Linked DNA regions of Homo sapiens: region 2 is linked to region 1. A link is a loop called in an ENCODE intact Hi-C map of the cell type or tissue named here. Cell type or tissue: B cell. All regions are shown on one strand. Links, peaks and the distances in the headings refer to the core of each region. The heading gives the core; the rest is flanking DNA.

The links. Peaks named below come from ENCODE experiments on the same cell type or tissue, not always from the same donor. Only the 100,000 strongest peaks of a DNase experiment are listed, where the experiment ranks them.
Region 2: it touches region 1 in a loop (2.5-fold over the local background); 28 of 110 quality-filtered maps call a loop at or near these places.

The regions. Positions count from the first base shown.
Region 1 is chr4:101,274,827-101,283,172 of GRCh38, reverse strand. All of the region lies in intron 1 of PPP3CA (protein phosphatase 3 catalytic subunit alpha), which reads left to right. Among named protein-coding and RNA genes, the nearest start is that of MIR8066, 38 kb to the right of the region's middle. RefSeq lists an enhancer at 3,347-3,641. In B cell, for the core only: no CTCF peak of the experiment used is centred there; DNase peaks (open chromatin) are centred at 402, 3,382 and 7,972; H3K4me3 peaks cover 693 bases; H3K27ac peaks cover 2,531 bases.
Region 2 is chr4:101,334,442-101,342,787 of GRCh38, reverse strand. The region is part of intron 1 of PPP3CA (protein phosphatase 3 catalytic subunit alpha); the gene reads left to right. Among named protein-coding and RNA genes, the nearest start is that of MIR1255A, 8.2 kb to the right of the region's middle. In B cell, for the core only: no CTCF peak of the experiment used is centred there; no DNase peak of the experiment used is centred there; H3K27ac peaks cover 5,634 bases.

The DNA.
Region 1 (8,346 bases), core at 272-8,271:
TGACGCTTTCCCGTAAATTTTTATTTTCCTGTAAAGTGGTAATACTAATAATTTGTGAGAAAACTGAGTAGTGCAGGTTTTGATTTTGAAGGGTTTTTTGTTTTGTTTTACATTTTTAAAACATGAAGAAAGAGCTTTGATTGAGAATGTGTTAATTGTATTATGTGAACCTATAAAATTAACTCTTATTATTTAATACATATGAACCAAATAATACTTGACCCAGATAAGTGAAGGATAGATAGAAAAGAAAGGCATTTACTTAAAATGGCTGCTTATTTTATCAAAGTTAGATTTCAAATTAGAGTTGGATGAGCTGTTTTAAAAGTCCATGCTAAATATGTTGGGGACTGCCCCGGAAACAGGTTTTCCTCCTCTGTGTAAATCAGCCATGTTTCTGTGGTGCGAGGTGGGTGGGAGCCTTGCTTTACTTCCTGCATCTCAGCAGGCTCAGGAAGGGAAGCTTGCTAGGGTGTTTAAGCAGCCACATGCATTATGTTAAATTAATTCTACCCCAGTCTTTGGACATCTATTGACAATAGTATTATTTGGGTTGCAAAATCAACAAGTGAATAGACCAAAGAAGAAATGGGGAAGAACCCAGAATGAGTGTGAGTCAAACACTACCTTGACACAGGAAGCCAGGACTAGAAGCCCTGAGATCAGTCCAATCCAGGGAATATGCTGACTGCGCTGTCATTTAGAACAGGCCAGTGGAATTCAGGACCTATCAGGTAAGTCCATGTCTTACCAACTTAAAGCAATCTTCTGGGAAGAGGTCTGGACCTGTATCTAACATGAATTGTAGTGAGGTCTGTCCATCACATTTCACTCATCTAATCACCTTTGTCATTCTTCTGGTTTTCACAGATAGGATAGAAAAACTGTAGTTTTTTTCTGTTGCCACTTAGCTCTTGGTTGCAGGGGCCTCTAGGTAGGTGTGAAGTGGTTATCAAGGCTTTGACTGTCAAAAACACTTCTACTCAAAATTGGCCTTAGCAGTTAAGCCAGATTTAAAATGATTTTGGTAGTGGATTATCTAAGCTCATATAGAATAACTGCAAGTCACTTTCAAACTTGCCATAGATGCGAAGATAATATATTCTCATTTTCTGGACTAGCTTTTCCCAGGAAAAGGTATGGGGTGGAGGGATATCAAATATCAATTTTTGTAGATATGGAAAGCTCCATGAATGTGTATTTATAGGCCCCCTGAGGTCTAACTGAATGTATGTTGAATGCAGATTCTTCTGTTTTCCTCCCCAGGTTTGTCATTTGGCAACTAGTACAGGAAAAAGACCCTCAATAACTAGCAAGTCTGTCTTTGTTATATGTAGACAAGCATTTTGATTAATTTAGGGAGGATGCTTTTTTCACTATATAAAATTAAAATGAAATTATGGAAGAACCTAGTTTGTTTTCTTACTTGAGTTGAATGCTGTTTAACCACTTTCTTATTACATTCGATTGACTTAGTTGAGTTGGATGCTGAATGTTTAACCACTTTCTTATTACATTTGATTGACTTAAAAACCATCTGTAGCATAGCCTAAATAACTTAAGACTTTCAGAAAGTTGTGGCAAATTTTTTTGATACATTCTCATTCATAGCCAACTCAATTATATTAACTTTTTATACAAATCAAATTATATTATAATCCATACACATTAAATTTCACTTAGACCAAAGAAGAGCCAAGGCTTCTTTACTGGATCTCACCCCCTCTTACGTATTTAAGAGCATTGCCCCAGGAAGTCCTCTTTTCTGCATCAGCATTTTCTATTCTTTGTTGGATCATACTCATTAGCAGAAGATGCCATAGTTTTTACTGTCTTGAAATAATAAAGCTTCTCCTGAGCCCATGTTCTTATCCAGCTACTGCTGCATTTCTCTTCAGAGCAAAACTCTCCAAAAGAATTATGTACGTTCACTGTCTCAAATTGCTCTTCTCCCATTCTTCCTTGAACCCTCTCCAAAGCTTTTCCTCATTCACTGCTTCAGAGCCTTCTTTTGTCAAAGTCTCCAATAACCTCAGTGTTGTCAGGTTGAATAGCAGGCTCATCTAATTTGACTTAGCATAGCATTTAACACAGCTGATCACACTGTCTCTCCCGGAACACATTCTTCTCTGGAGTACTTGCAAATCACATGCTCTTGGTTCTCCTCCTGCATCATAGGCTGTTCTCTCTCAGTCATTTTTTTTTCCTATTTCTTCTTTGTTTCTCCAGTCTCTAACCATTTAACCATTGGAATGCCCCCTTCTCTTTTCTATATAATGCATTTGTGGAGTGAGCTCAAGCATTCTTCTTTTATGTATGACACTGATGGTTTCCAGTTTTTTTTTTTTTTTTTGAGACTGAGTCTGGCTCTGTCACCCAGGCTGGAGTGCAATGAGGTGATCTCAGCTCACTGCAGCCTCTGCCTCCTGGGTTCAAGTGATTCTCCAGCCTCAGCCTCCCAAGTAGCTGGAACTGCAGGTGCATGCCACCATGCCCGGCTAATTTTTGTATTTTTAGTAGAGATGGGGTTTCACTATGTTGGCTAGGCCGGTCTCGAACTCCTGACCTCAGGTGATCCACCCGCCTCGGCCTCCTACAGTGCTGGGATTACAGGCATGAGCCACCACACCTGGTCCGTTTCCAGTTTTTATCTACAGTTTGAATCTTTCCTCAGTGCCTCTAGTCTCATATATACAAAATACCTGCTTAACACTTTCACTTGCCTGTCTAAATTAACTTGTCCACACTCAGACTCTTGCTTTCCCTTGTTCTTTCTGAGCAGTAATGGTGGCCTTCTTGATATTTATTTAAAAAAGAAAACAGATTCACAGCTCAAGGCCTTTATATTTGCTATTACCTCTGTTTGCCATGCTTTTCTCCCAGATACCCACATGGCTTAGTCTCCCCACCTCCTTACGTCTGCTCAAATATCACTATTCTCAATCTGGCTACTTTTTCTTCTTAATTTTCTCTCTAATGCTTATTTGACATGCCGTATATTTGTCTGTTTATTGCTTTACATTCCAAGAATATATGCTCTAAGAGGGCAGTGACTTTTGTCCATTTTATTCGCTAATGTGTTCCCATTTCTTACTACAGTGCCTGGTCCATAGTAAGTGCTCAATTAATATACATTGAGGGAAAAGACTACATGAACATTACTACCACGATGATGTTATAGTTGATTTCAGTTCCAGGAACTGAAAATGTGAAAGTGCTTCCGTCAATTTCTCCTTTGAAACTTCACTTTAGATAACTTACTTCTTTAGTGAGAAACAGCAGCCCCTTATTCTTAAAGGAAGATTTCCATTGTGTGCCTTTTTCTTCTGCAGCTGTCTCTGAGCAAATTGCTCATTCTAGCTTCTTCTTGGAATGAGTCTCTTCTCTGAACTTCTCTTGGCTCTTCCCTCTTTCAGCTTGGCTTCTGTTCACGGAGCTTAGTTCTACTTCCTGACCTCACAGAGCTTGCCCTTTTTATAGTAAAAAGCCTGTGGTGATGTCATTGGCTCAGCTGGTTTCAATCAGGCTGCTCAGTTGAAGCTGATGAATGACTCTGCAAGTTATCTTTTGGAGGGCTGTACTTATTCTGATACAAAATACGCAGTTATATACAGCATTAACCATTTAGCAATTATCCCATGTGAGTCATGGGAATGCTTTTTCCCACTCTTTACTAACGGAAATTCTAATTGATCATTGGCTGCCCCACAAGCACAGCAGAGTCAGGTATCTGATGTTGGTCAACTGCTTACTGGCTCTTACTCTGCTTCTAACTCTCTAGGACCTCCTGCAGCCTTTCTCCTGCCTGTTACTTTATTCTGCTTTCTAAATGTCATTCCTTAGATCCTTAATTAAGCTACCCCAAACTTGTTTCTCACCTTGAACCTCTGCCTTACTGTTACTCATCCATTTGCTGCTCTTGGATCACACATTTTTTTTTGACCTTGCCATTTGTAAAATGTAATTGAATTGTGTGTGTGTGTGGCTACCCTTTTCTTTTTTAATTCTAGGCACTCATCTTTACTATTAATTCTGTAACAATTGCTATTTTTGACTTTAGAACATTGTCCTAACTTTTTTCAGTGAGAAGGTGATTGGTTTGTGATTTATTTCTGGTAATTTTATGCTTCTAAGTCTGATGCAAGACATTTTAATTACATTTTTTAGTTTGGAAGAGAAAGGCTTTATTGGGAAATTGATCGGTTTTCATAAAACAAATCTGTCATATTTAAAAATGGGCCTGCATAGAATATAGTGTGTATGAAAAGTGGTGGCTACAGAATCCTTGTAGTTAAAGCTCAGAAAGTTTTGATAGCCAGTGGCACAAAGGGGGCCAGATGTCCACGGGGGTGATTGTTTAAAGGGATGGTAGGGAAAATATAAAGTGAATGTGTAGAATGAAGGGGTGCTTATGACCAGGGTGAACTTCTAATTTATTGTGTAAATCAGGATGCTTTGAAGATAAAAGTTGTAACAGACATAAACTGGGACTGCCCACGCAAACCCTACCTATATATAACATTGCCGACACACCTCAGAATTATGGGTAGGCCTGGTTGGCCTTCATGATCAGTTGTTTTTCAGGACACAATGAAGTTAATATTCCACCTCTGTGGTATCCGCAGTCTGCTTTATAGCAGAGCAAGAGTCTCAGGAAACATAGTTTGAGAGCTCCAAGTTCAATATGGAGAGGTCTGTTTCTGAGCAGCAGCTATTTCTAAGCCACTGCAGCTGGGAAGGTGGTAGAGGGAGTGATGAGGAGGGGATCAGGTGTCTTTGGGGCAGTTAATGGACCTAATTCTGAGGGTTAGTGAGAGGCAAAATTTGGGGTAATGGGGTAATAGCAGAGGGCTGACAAATGACAGGTAGACTAAGCAATCTTTAAATAAAATTGAATATATTTTAAAGACATGCTTACCTCATTGTAAGCTTATAATTAAGAAACTGAATATGGCAAAATAATTGCAGTGTTAAATTTATTTCATAACATTGAATTTAAAAGTCGTAGTTAAAATAACTTTTTAATTTTTTTATTTTTTTTTTTTTTTTTACTAATAGCTTTTAAAGTTTCATTTTTTATGTTTGGTGCCAGAATTAAGAAGTGGCCCTTTCTCCGTATAAAGCAAATGGAGTTTTATATGCTAGATTCAATGTTGTGAACTGGGAAAAACATATCTGGTTTTATATAGGCTTTAAGAAAAATCAGGACTGATCCTAGGAAGATTAGGAAGGGGATTTATAGGACTAATATAGTCACTATCTCAGTGTTATGACTTACTGCTTTGGTTTTCATGGAATTTTCTTCTAAAGAACATTGTGAGTCACTGGTGTAGACAGAATCCTGAACACTCTTAGACCACTGACAAGTAGAAAACCCTGTTTGCAGCCAGCAGGGTCTGTGATTTGCCCATAGTAGGTACTTAATAAATATTGTTGACTTGATTTGGCTTAGGTTTGTCACTGGAAAATGTAAAAGCCAATGCACATTTATAGATTGATTTAAATTTTGGGGAGCATTTTTGCTATGCTATGTACATTTAGAGAAATAATGGCTATTTTTGTCTAACAGGAATTGTAGGCATGCGTAAGTTGAATGTGCAAGATGGACCTCTGAGGAGACAAGAACCATTAGAAACTTTTGCATACTATATTATCTGAATATTCATAAGTAAATGCAAATAGAAGAGCAATTTCTGTCAAATTGGGACATTTAAACAAATCAAGTGTTAACTTTGTTACTAAATTTTTAAAATGCGTTTTTTGATATTTACCTAAATGAATTGGAAATGTAGGTCCACGCAAAAACCCGTACACAAATGTCCACAGCAGCTTTATTTTTAATTTCCAAATAGCCGAGATGTCTTTCAATAAGTGAATGGATAGATAAACTGTGGTACATCCATATGATGAGGTATTATTCAGAGATATAAAGAAATGAGGTACCAAGCCACATAGAAATGGAGAAAACTTAGATGTCAATTGGTAAGTGAAAGAAGTGAATTTGAAAAGGCTGTGTATGATTCCATCTATGTGATATTATGGAAAAGGCAAAAATATGGTGACAGTGAAAAGGTTAGTGAATCCCAGGGCAAGTGGGTAGATCTGGGGAGTAAGAGGGATGAATAGGTGGAGCACAGGGGACTTTTAGGACCTGAAAATATCAGGTCCTAATATTTTGAAAATATCAGGTCCTAGCCATAATGCTGGATAGATGTCATTATACATTTGTTGAAATCCGTAGAATGTGTAACACAAAGAATGAACCTCAATGTAAACTGTGGGCTTTAGTTAATAATAACGTATCAACGCTGGCTCAGCAATTAATTTCAACAAATATACAGTACTAATGCAAGATGTTAACATAGGGGAAACTGTGTGGGAGGTAAAGGGGTAAATGGGAACTCTGTACTTACCATTCAGTTTTTTTTTCTCTAAATCTAAAACTGTTCCAAACAACATATTTTATTTTAATATAGTAAACATGCAAAGGCAAACCCTATTTCCTGTACATAGTGGATGTCTGATAAATACATGGTACATGAATGCATGATGGGATGAGTGAAGAAATGAACTGCGTGATAATGTATGTGAAAGTACCATGTAAACAAACTGCCTGACAAATGTGGGGGGAAAAGCTAGTGAGGAAAAATGGAAAACAAGTCATGAAAAACATTCAGTGTAAAAGTTTGAGAAGGCATAAGAGGAATTTGAACTAAAGACTGAAACTATTTTAAACTGTTTAATTTTCAGAAAAAAATAATATAGTTTTTATTAAATAAAAAGTTGATACCTATGCTTTCAGAGTCTGTGAATTAGAGACACCATCTTGACACCAATTACTTCTCATATTAATTTGGTTTTGTTCTAGAGGCTTCAGCTTACAAGTTTCAGAGGAGGTCCTTCTCTAAAGGTGTTTTTTGTTTCCTTCATTGTTTAATATGGGCAGGTTTCCGTAATCTCGATACAAAACCTTGATAAGGCCAGGAGCGGTGATTCAAGCCTGTAATCCTAGTGCTCTGGGAAGCTGAGGCAGGAGGATTGCTTGATGCCAGGAGTTCGGGACCAGCCTGGGAAACATAGTCACATCTTATCTGTACAAAAAAATTAGAAAAATTAGCTGGGCATGATGGTGCACCTTTAATCCCAGCTACGCAGGAGGCTGAGGCAGGAGAATTTCTTGGGATCTCGAGTTCTAGGCTGCAGTGAACTATGATTTCCACAGCACTCCAGTCTGGGCAACAGAGCTGGACCCTGTCTCAAAAAAAAACAAAAAACAAAAAACAAACAAACAAACAAAAAACAAAAAAAAAACCACACATACACACAGAAAACAAAAAGCGAAAAAAACCACACCACCCCAAAACAAACAAAAAAGATGTAAAAGTGACCTTGCACATAACAAGCTTCCAGCCAAGAAGATTGAAAAGCAGTTAAATAGAGGAATAGGTAGACTATCATTTGCTTAGTATTTTATAATTTTGAGTCTTTGTTCTGAAGAAAATGTGACCTTTGTTAAATTTTAGATAAATATGAGAATGACCTTGATTCTTTGGTTTTATCTTCAGTAATGTTAAAAATGCAAGTATGTTGAAGTCATTTGTTGTTTTTCTCAGATAAGCCTCGTGTATTTGAAAATAATTGGAATGATTTCTGCTCGGTAGTAGTATGATTTTCCTAGCCTTATATCTTTTATGCAGTGCTCTCAAGGAATATGGGTGGTACAAGGTTATAATATACTGGCAACCGTGTTTCTTAAGGATTTGACGTGAAAGAAGGTATAACTTTCTATAGGCGATTACAGATAAGAACATGGTACTGTGAGAGTACATAGGAAAGGTGCTTACCTGCAGCCCTGAGGATCAGGAAGGTGCTTTATGAGAAGTGACAACTAAACCAGGACCTGAGATATGGGTGGCAGTTAACCAAATAAGTTAGTGAGAGAAGGGATGTGAAAGTAAAGGAATAATTACTGCAGAAGCTTGGAGTCAGGGCTGCAGAGAGTTTAGAGATCAGAAAGATGTTCTTCGTGGCAAGAATATATACCGTTAAGTATGAGGGTTATGAGGAAATAATGAGGCTAATGAGGAAGTAGGGTCAGTGAAAGACTTTCTGCCATGTTAAATAATTAACTTTTTGGAGCCCAATCACTGAAAATGATTCAGTTTCATTTTTGAACTTTTGAACATTTTGTGATTAATAAAAAAGATGTCAATTATTGCTTATTAAAGGCTTTCAATGCTATTACTCACACAATTTATCTCATATGAATTGTTTTATTGCTTAAAGTGTCTTGGATTATAAGAAAGCACCTGTTAGGTTTGTAATGATCTAAATGCAATTTCACTT
Region 2 (8,346 bases), core at 315-8,314, 60 kb before region 1:
GTAAATAATGTCATTTATTTGTGGTGTTCCAGGAAGAGCTTGTGAATTTATTTTACTGACATTTTGTTACCATCAGTTGAGTTTCATGTATCTGGTTTTCAATTTGAGTATAGTGAAACTTTATTAATTCAATATCATGAATTTAAATTTATTGTGAAAAAACACCAGTGTTTGTTGGCTGAAGTTTACATCAGCATTGGATGTGAAGAAAGGGGTCCGATAACCAAAAAGTATAAACAACATAGTTCCAGCATTGTTAATATACCAAGAGAACAAATTCTTTTCAATACTTAGTGAACAGTATGCAAATTCATCCTGTTCGTTACGAGTTAGGTTGGTCTATTTATTAACATTTCCTTTTGGGACTATTATAAAGTGAATATAACACAAGTGCATTGTTGTAAAAACATTCAGTAAATTTAATGATTAATGCAACAATTGAGACTGGGATTCAGGGGAATTCCAGTGATTCTAAAATGCCATCAATTAGAATAATCAACATTTTGAAGATAATAGTTTTTCTGAGAAGTGTGGGATAGAACCCTTATTTTAAATGGACAGTTTATCTTAAGACATCCAGTTAAAATAGGAAAAAATTAACATCTAGAATCTAATTAATGAGGTTTACTCTAAGATTTGTTTAAAAATATGCCTTTTAAAATCTATTTGTCTCTTTGTTTTATTTGTAATTTTAGCGAGATGAAATATAATTTTGATAGACCATTCATTTATAACTTTTGTAATTGGCCTCTCATGCTTTTCCTTATCTTTTTTTGTGTCAGCTATGTGTAAATTTGAAACTAATTATGACACCAAATAAAGAATCCATTTAGGGTGACCTCATTGGAAAACAGCATTTTTGCAGATACTCACTCTCCTTTTAGCAAATATGGTTAAATTACCATTTTGAATACTTCTAGAACTATGAAGAATGGTGGTGATTCATGATATAGAATTTTGATAATTACTAAAAATCATTTTGTCAATTTTTTTCCAGCAACTTTCTGATGTAGCAGTCTCTTGATATACAAGAGGGATATGGTGAGACCTTGAACTTCAGCTTTCTGTAATTCCACTGGTATATGTTATAACTTCACAGGCTAACTTTCTCTATACATAAAAGGGGAGTAATTGTATCCACTGTCAACTTGTGAGGACCGAAGGATAATCAAATGGGAAATGGGGAGTGTGTGGTTAACACTTTGTCCACTGCCTGGTAATGGCGATTCAGTCACTGCTAACACAGAATTAGAAATGACACGTGTTATGTATTTTCTGGTCACCTGAGAATAGTCAGAACCATTAGCATTGAAAGCCATGAGTGCCTTGGGTCAAGAGTAGCTTATGATGACATTTATTTTTATAGTTAAAGAAGTGGAGACAGAATAGATAGAATGGTTACAGGTAAGTGTAAACACATTATTTTCTTTATTAAAGAGGCTTTTCTTGCTTGAAAACATTTTTGAAAATTGCCACTGGCCAGGTGTGGTGGCTCACACCTATAATCCTAGCACTTTGGGATGCTGAGGTGGAAGCTTGGGCAACATAGCAAGACCATATCTCTTAAAAAAAAAAAAAAGAAAAAGAAAAAAAGAAAATGGCCACTTCTTTTGGTATATTTAAGATATCTTCACATTTCATTTCGCATTTTGTTTTACTAAATAATTAACTATGTAAAATAGTTTGATTAGGAGAGGAAGCTTTTTATATTTCTGTTTTTAGCAGACATCAAATTCTGGTGATAAATATTATAATTTAGTCTGACCTTGGCCTGAGGTTTATAAAGAAATACTGTTAAACATTGCTTTCTGTTCAGGTAAATATATACACAGAAATAGAATAGTATACTCTCCTGCAAAAGAATGTTATTTACTTTCATTTTGAAGGATGTTGTCTTAAGCCTGTTTTTCTGAACTCCACTTAATGACCCACACTGATGCTCTGGTTTGACAAACAAAATCTTCAGATTTGATGATTTTGTTAATTTCTAGAGCAGGCTCAGGTGAAAATATCAGCCAGTGATTCTGAGGTGTTGCATTCCTATTTTTAAAGCAGTCATTAGGTAGGACTGATGTAGGCAATGAAATAGGATTTCAGTTTGTAAATTAAGTCTTTAGTACTCTTGACATTTTCAGCATTTTAAAATCATTTTATTTTACAATAATTCCATCTTTTATATGAATCCATCAATTATATTTCATATGAGAAGTGAAATAACAATTGTGTATTCCTCCATGGTTAGGGGTTCTGAATAATGGCTTAAATCAGATGGGTTATCAACTTTATGACCTAGCCCAGTTGCTGGTATCTCAAATCCGTTTTAACAAATATGCACTCGGGTAGTGGAAGCTTTAGATATTAAAAAAATAAAAGCCCTCACTGACAAAGTGGCAATAAATTATTAAAATGCTATGTTTTTGGAATTCAGGTAGATTCTTTTTGAGACCATCATAGAGAGGAATAGAACTTTGCTGTCCTTTTTGTTTTCCTTATCCATGCTTTTGTCTCACAGCAAAATATACTATGACTCTATTTTAAAAAATGGTCTACCTGTCTGTGAACTTCTGTCTCTTGCAACTGGAAATTTTGCTTGTGTCTGTCTGCAAAAGAGGGAAACAAATAGATATCAGGGATTTATAAAAGCTATCTCAATATTATGACATACTAGTTTACAATGTTTGTCAATTTCAGGTACTTTTGACAACTGTGAAACCGGAAGAATGATGGTTGATGTTCAAAGAGAGAGTTTTATTTATATGGAGCTAAATTAAAAAAATTTTCATCAGCTCTAAGATTCTTAGACTTAGAGTCTTTCTGTGGTGATTTTATTGTCCCAGTTTTCCTTTCTTTGGGGAAGAATTAGTAGTAGTTTTTATTTAAAATGTCCAGTTCTTTCTATGTAATATCAGAATGTTTTGGAAATTCTAGTATGTCAGTGTCTAAACTATGTGTCTTGGTTGCTGCATATACTTGGAAGTTGCATAAAATTGTTAATATTTGTATTCAGAGTTTTAGTTTGGAAAAAATGGTCATTGTCTTATTGGTCCCTAGCTCAATGCCTTGCTTATTAAATGCACTGAATAAATTCTTTTGAATGAGATGGATATTGTAAAATTCTCATGTGCCTCCTGAAGCCTTCTAAATTGTTTTTATTTTGAGTGTATTATATTAAGTTCCATTTGTAACTGGTTCTGTATGGTGACTGGCGAATTGGAGTGCTTCTTTCTCCAGCCCAATCAGGGCATGGAGTATGAGAAGGAGGCATTAATAAGGTTACACAATTAGAATGAGAGCTGTTCTGTTCGGTCACTTGAACTCACTTTGTCCCTGCTGAATGTAAAAGGCTAAGTTCTATTCAATTTAATTTATTTGCTTGAACCTGACAGCTGTCTTTCAGTTTTTATTGTATTCCCCTTTAGGCTGGTCAATTTCTGACAAATGAGAAAAAATATGTTAATCACTGAGTGTTTGATTATTGGATGATTTGTGTATTTTAGTTATTGTCTAGATTTGGACTTGAAGATAAAATGACCTGGTAAATTTCATGAAAAAGAACAAATTGGAAAAAACCTCTTTCCCTGTTTACATCTCAATATATCATTTCCTATAATGCTTCTGTAATCCAGAAATGCTGCCTTCTCCAACATGACCTCCTTCCCTTCTCTGGCCCCCAAAATGTCATTGGATGCCATCCAGTGGAAAGATACATGGGCTATGAAAAGTTAAGAAAAAGGTGGCACTAACGCTGCTGTCTCCTTAGATTCTCACAAGTGGGCTTTGAGCCATCCGTTGACATTTGTTTTTAAAACATCTTGTAAGTTATGCTGTTTTATCAAGTTAAATTAAAAGCAAGATATATTCTTAAAAAGATGGAACCTGAGTCAGGAATTCAAGTTTGTTTTATTTTTTGTTTGCTTTTTACAAAGGAATTTGATTTTAAAAAATGATAAATCTGGCATTGTTGGTTCATGTATATTTAATGCTATTAAAGTTACACACATTCCTGTTCTGCTGGGCCTGATTATTGGGATAACAAATGTTCTCCTGATCATTCAGTTCTCTTCTTTCGAGCTTCAGTTCAGAAGTTACCTCCTTTGAGACCTGCATCTCCTGACACCTTCACTTAGAATAAAGGAATTGAGCCTCTTCCTTCTCACAGAGGACACCTTGATAAGAGCATGTTGCTGTGATGACTTGTTTCCTTGTCTGCCTCTCCTCCCCAGGAGGTGGAAAGTCCTAGAGACAGAAGTTCTATCTACTTTTGTGTCTTTAGCTCTAGCACAGGGCCTGCTGTAGAATAGGCATTTGATACATAGTTGTTACAGGAATGAAATAACAAAGGATAAGATGGATTTAAATTTCTAAATTATGGGGTTCCTTTATGTTTTGAAATTTTGTCAATCTTAAATCGTGATCAGTACACAAATGTCTGATGAGTCTTGACTTGTAAGCTCCAGTCTTTGTAGAAGTGTGTTTTCCTGTGAGTTTTTGAAGTGCTGTATTTTATTAACTGGCATTATATGGATTTTGCTCGGTAGCCAGCATGCAGAAGCATAACTGGCAGAAGTGGCCTTCCCATAGGGAGTGCTTGACTTTTAATGGATTATTGTCACAAGGTGTATAGGTTGATTTCCTCAAAGGTGAGTGATGGTTTCTTTCTCAGGAAGACAGGTGATGATACTAAATTGAGGGGAGAGCCATTTGACAAGCATATGGGAGGCCCATATTAGTCTTCACAATGTGCAAATTCAAATGAATAAAAATGTATAAGATTAGGAATTAGAACAGAGATTAAAACATACTGTACACCCCGATAGGTGATAACTTACTGTGTATATACCAATAAAAAATCTTCAGGCCCATCACGAGTACAGGCTGCTCATGAGTCACCTCTCCTGATGGCATGTCTGCATGGTGAGTGTTTTTAGAAAAGCTCAGTACTGGACTCCACACCAACAGAGTGGCAGTATAGTGAGGCACTTGCTCTTAGTCCCATCCTTACAGAAGACCGCTAAAGCTGCGCTACCCCAGATGTGGTTGTATGACTTCTGGTTAAAGAAAGCCAGCTGGGCCTTTCCAAGCTCCATTTTATTTTTGTTCTGAATGAATATTTCCAGTCTCTCACATGGGCCGGGATATACTTTGTCTCACTAACACAGAAATACTTTCATTTCAAAGAGTTGAAGACTAAGGAAACTATAGTTTCCTACATAAAATCTCACTGTTAGCTTCTGTTGATTTGCATTCAGCAACCAGGAGGGAATCTCTGTTGTCCTCGCCTCTGGTCAGAATTCTCCCTGAGTACTCTATCTCGTTCCACGTGCCCTTCCAGAAACGGATGTGTTAAATTTTGGAGTATGTTTTACAAAACAGTCCCCAAGATGATTAAAGGACTTTAAATAAATTGTGACAGGAAGTGAGAGATTATTCAGTCTGAACAAAAAAGGGTGAGTGGTGATTTAACTAGAGGCTTCAAATATTAGAAAGTCTCTTTCTGTAGTGGATCATACTCAGAAGTTGTTCATCACCCCAGTCAACTAAAGAAGAGAAAATATTTAGAAGCATCAGAGAATTAGGTGATTTTTAAAAAAATTTAACCAGTTAGGGGCATTTAACATTGGGATGGTTTATGGGAATCTTCTGAATGGAGAGAATAGATGATTCTTATTTATTTTTGTTGTAAATGTGAACTTTATGTGTGCTGAAGAATAGTCTAAGCCTAAAATTATGGCATTTTGAAGCTGGAAGGAACCATGGAAATCTAATTTTCTGTCTGGCTCAGAACCCTCTATTTGCTGGGGAGAAGGATTGGGGGATGTAGGGGAGACCTTTGATCTCTTACACTTGCTCATGCCTGAATTTAGGCCTACAAATGAGACTCCCAGAATTGGAAGGTACACCAGAATTCTAGCTTAGGCTATCTCTAATGTGGAACTCCCTCTCCAGCCTCTCTGATGGATAGAATCCCGCCCCTGCATGTACACATCTAGTGAGAGGCAGCTCCCTATTCCATATACCTCTCACTCCATCCTGGACAAGTCTGCTTTGAAGAAATATTTTCTTATTCTTGATTACAATCTGATGCTTTGAATATATATTACTTGTTCTTAGCATTGTCCTACAGAATTCCATAGAATAAGTCTTACCTGTTTGCCTCCAGAGAGCTCATTTGCTATTAAAAACAGCTTTCTTTTTTTTTTTTTTTCATTTTTTTTTTAAGACAGTTTCACTCTGTTGCCCAGGCTGGAGTGCAGTGGCACGATCTTGGCTCACTGCAACCTCCGGCTCCTGAAGTTCAAACGATTCTTGTGCCTCAGTCTCCCCAGTAACTGGGACTACAGGCATGCGCCACCATGCCTGGCTAATTTTTTTGTATTTTTAGTAGAGATGGGTTTCACTATGTTGGTCAAGCTGGTCTTGAACTCCTGACCTCAAGTGATCCACCTGCCTTGGCCTCCCAAAGTGCTGGGATTACAGGCGTGAGCCACTGCGGCCGGCCAGCTTTCTTGTTCTTAAGTCTTCTAGCTATTCCTCACCCAGCATGTTTTTGTTTGCTTTTTTTTTGGAGGTGGGGGACAAAGTTTTGCTCTTGTTGCCCAGGCTGGAGCCCAGTGGTGTGATCTTGGCTCATTGCAAGCTCCGCCTCCTGGATTCAAGCCATTCTTCCACCTCAGCCTCCCAAGTAGCTGGGACTACAGGCATTTGCCACCATGCCTGGCTAATTTTTGTGTGTGTGTGTATTTTTAGTAGAGATGGGGTTTCACCATATTGACCAGGCTGGTCTTGAACTCCTGACCTCAGGTGATCCACCCACCTCGGCCTCCCAAAGTGCTGGGATTACAAGTGTGAGCCACCATGCCCGGCCAGTTTCTAGGTCCTCCTCCATCCTAGGAGTCTACCTTTAAATCCAGGTCAGTCTATTGGAGTCCCTTGAAAATGGAGAAGTGAACAAAGGTTGATCTTGACTGACTTCTTCCATGGAACCTCCAGCATCTTGTGCTCTCTTCCTTGGTACTCTTGCTTGCCCTTCTGTGTCCTCATGCCAACTTGGAACTCAGAAGTCTTTCATAGGTGGGCCCAGTTTAGCATCCCGAGATACCCTTTGGGAGGGTGAGGATTGCCAGTCATGATGCTCTTAGTTCTCATGCCTTTCCCATTGAAATTCCCTTGTTATTTTTTCCCAGAACTTAGGCAGTTTCAAGTTGTCAAACGCCTAATCTGGTCTATAAGTAGAAGTCTGTAAAACCTAGATAGCAGACGCGTTTTAACAGTGACTTTCTAAAGGCATTGCTCTCACCTTTCATTTATAATACAGGCAAGTAATAAAGACAGGATGAAAGCATAGCACCATGTGGTGATAGTGGGGCTATTGAGAGACAGGCCATGCCCCCTTTATTTGCTTTTCAAATCATGCCACAAAGACAGCTAGCTCAGCACCTCACTTGACCAGAGCCAAACCTGCCTCTTCTGCTTGCTTTCACTTGTGCCTAATCTTTGAAGATTGTCTGCTCCTAACGCCATTGAATTTGGCAAATGTAGTAAAATTGGTTGTAATTTGATAACTAGTTTCAGTTTCACTGAGATATGAAGGAGACCAGTGGCTTCCAACTATGGTGTCAACACAGTGTTGTGTTAAACTCAGCTGTGAGGTATTAACAGCTACTGATAACCTAAAGAAGTTTGCAGATGACTTATTTTAAGATATCTACGTATAAACGAGAGTGGATTTACGTTCAACCCTAAAATGCTACTTTCACTTGCATTCTGACATGAAGGGATGGAGCTGCAACTGTCATGGTGGGCATTTTGTATAAATTGCAGTTGCTTGATCTTACTGATAAGTCTTTAATCACAGTGGAAATTACATATGTGTGTATTTCCCTGAACATTTTTTTTTATAGTGGTTCATTAGAATCTGGATTTGTTTATCCTAGTGTTTCGTAGAAGTGAATGTTATATCATGTATATCTCTGGGGGGAAGAAAGGCCGAGACCTGTCATGGGAGACTGTGCCTTTGCTAGCCAGTCTGTAAATTGAATAATCTTGAAACATTTAGGTAGGCACATTTGGGGTGACTTCAAAGTGCTTTATGAAGTCTTCTCTCCTCACACATCTCCAGAGACTACCATACCTGAAATTTCATGATTGTTTAAGATAAGAATTGCTTTTTTGATAGATATTTCAGAAGTAACTGATATTTAAAACATAATTAACTGACTAATTTAAATTTTTTTCCTTTTGGGTAATGTTGAATCTAGGAAAAAAATCCTGTTATTCAGGAGCCTTTTTGAGAGTTAACTTTCATGCTTCTTTTTAAATCCATATCCCATGCCTCTTTGAAATTGT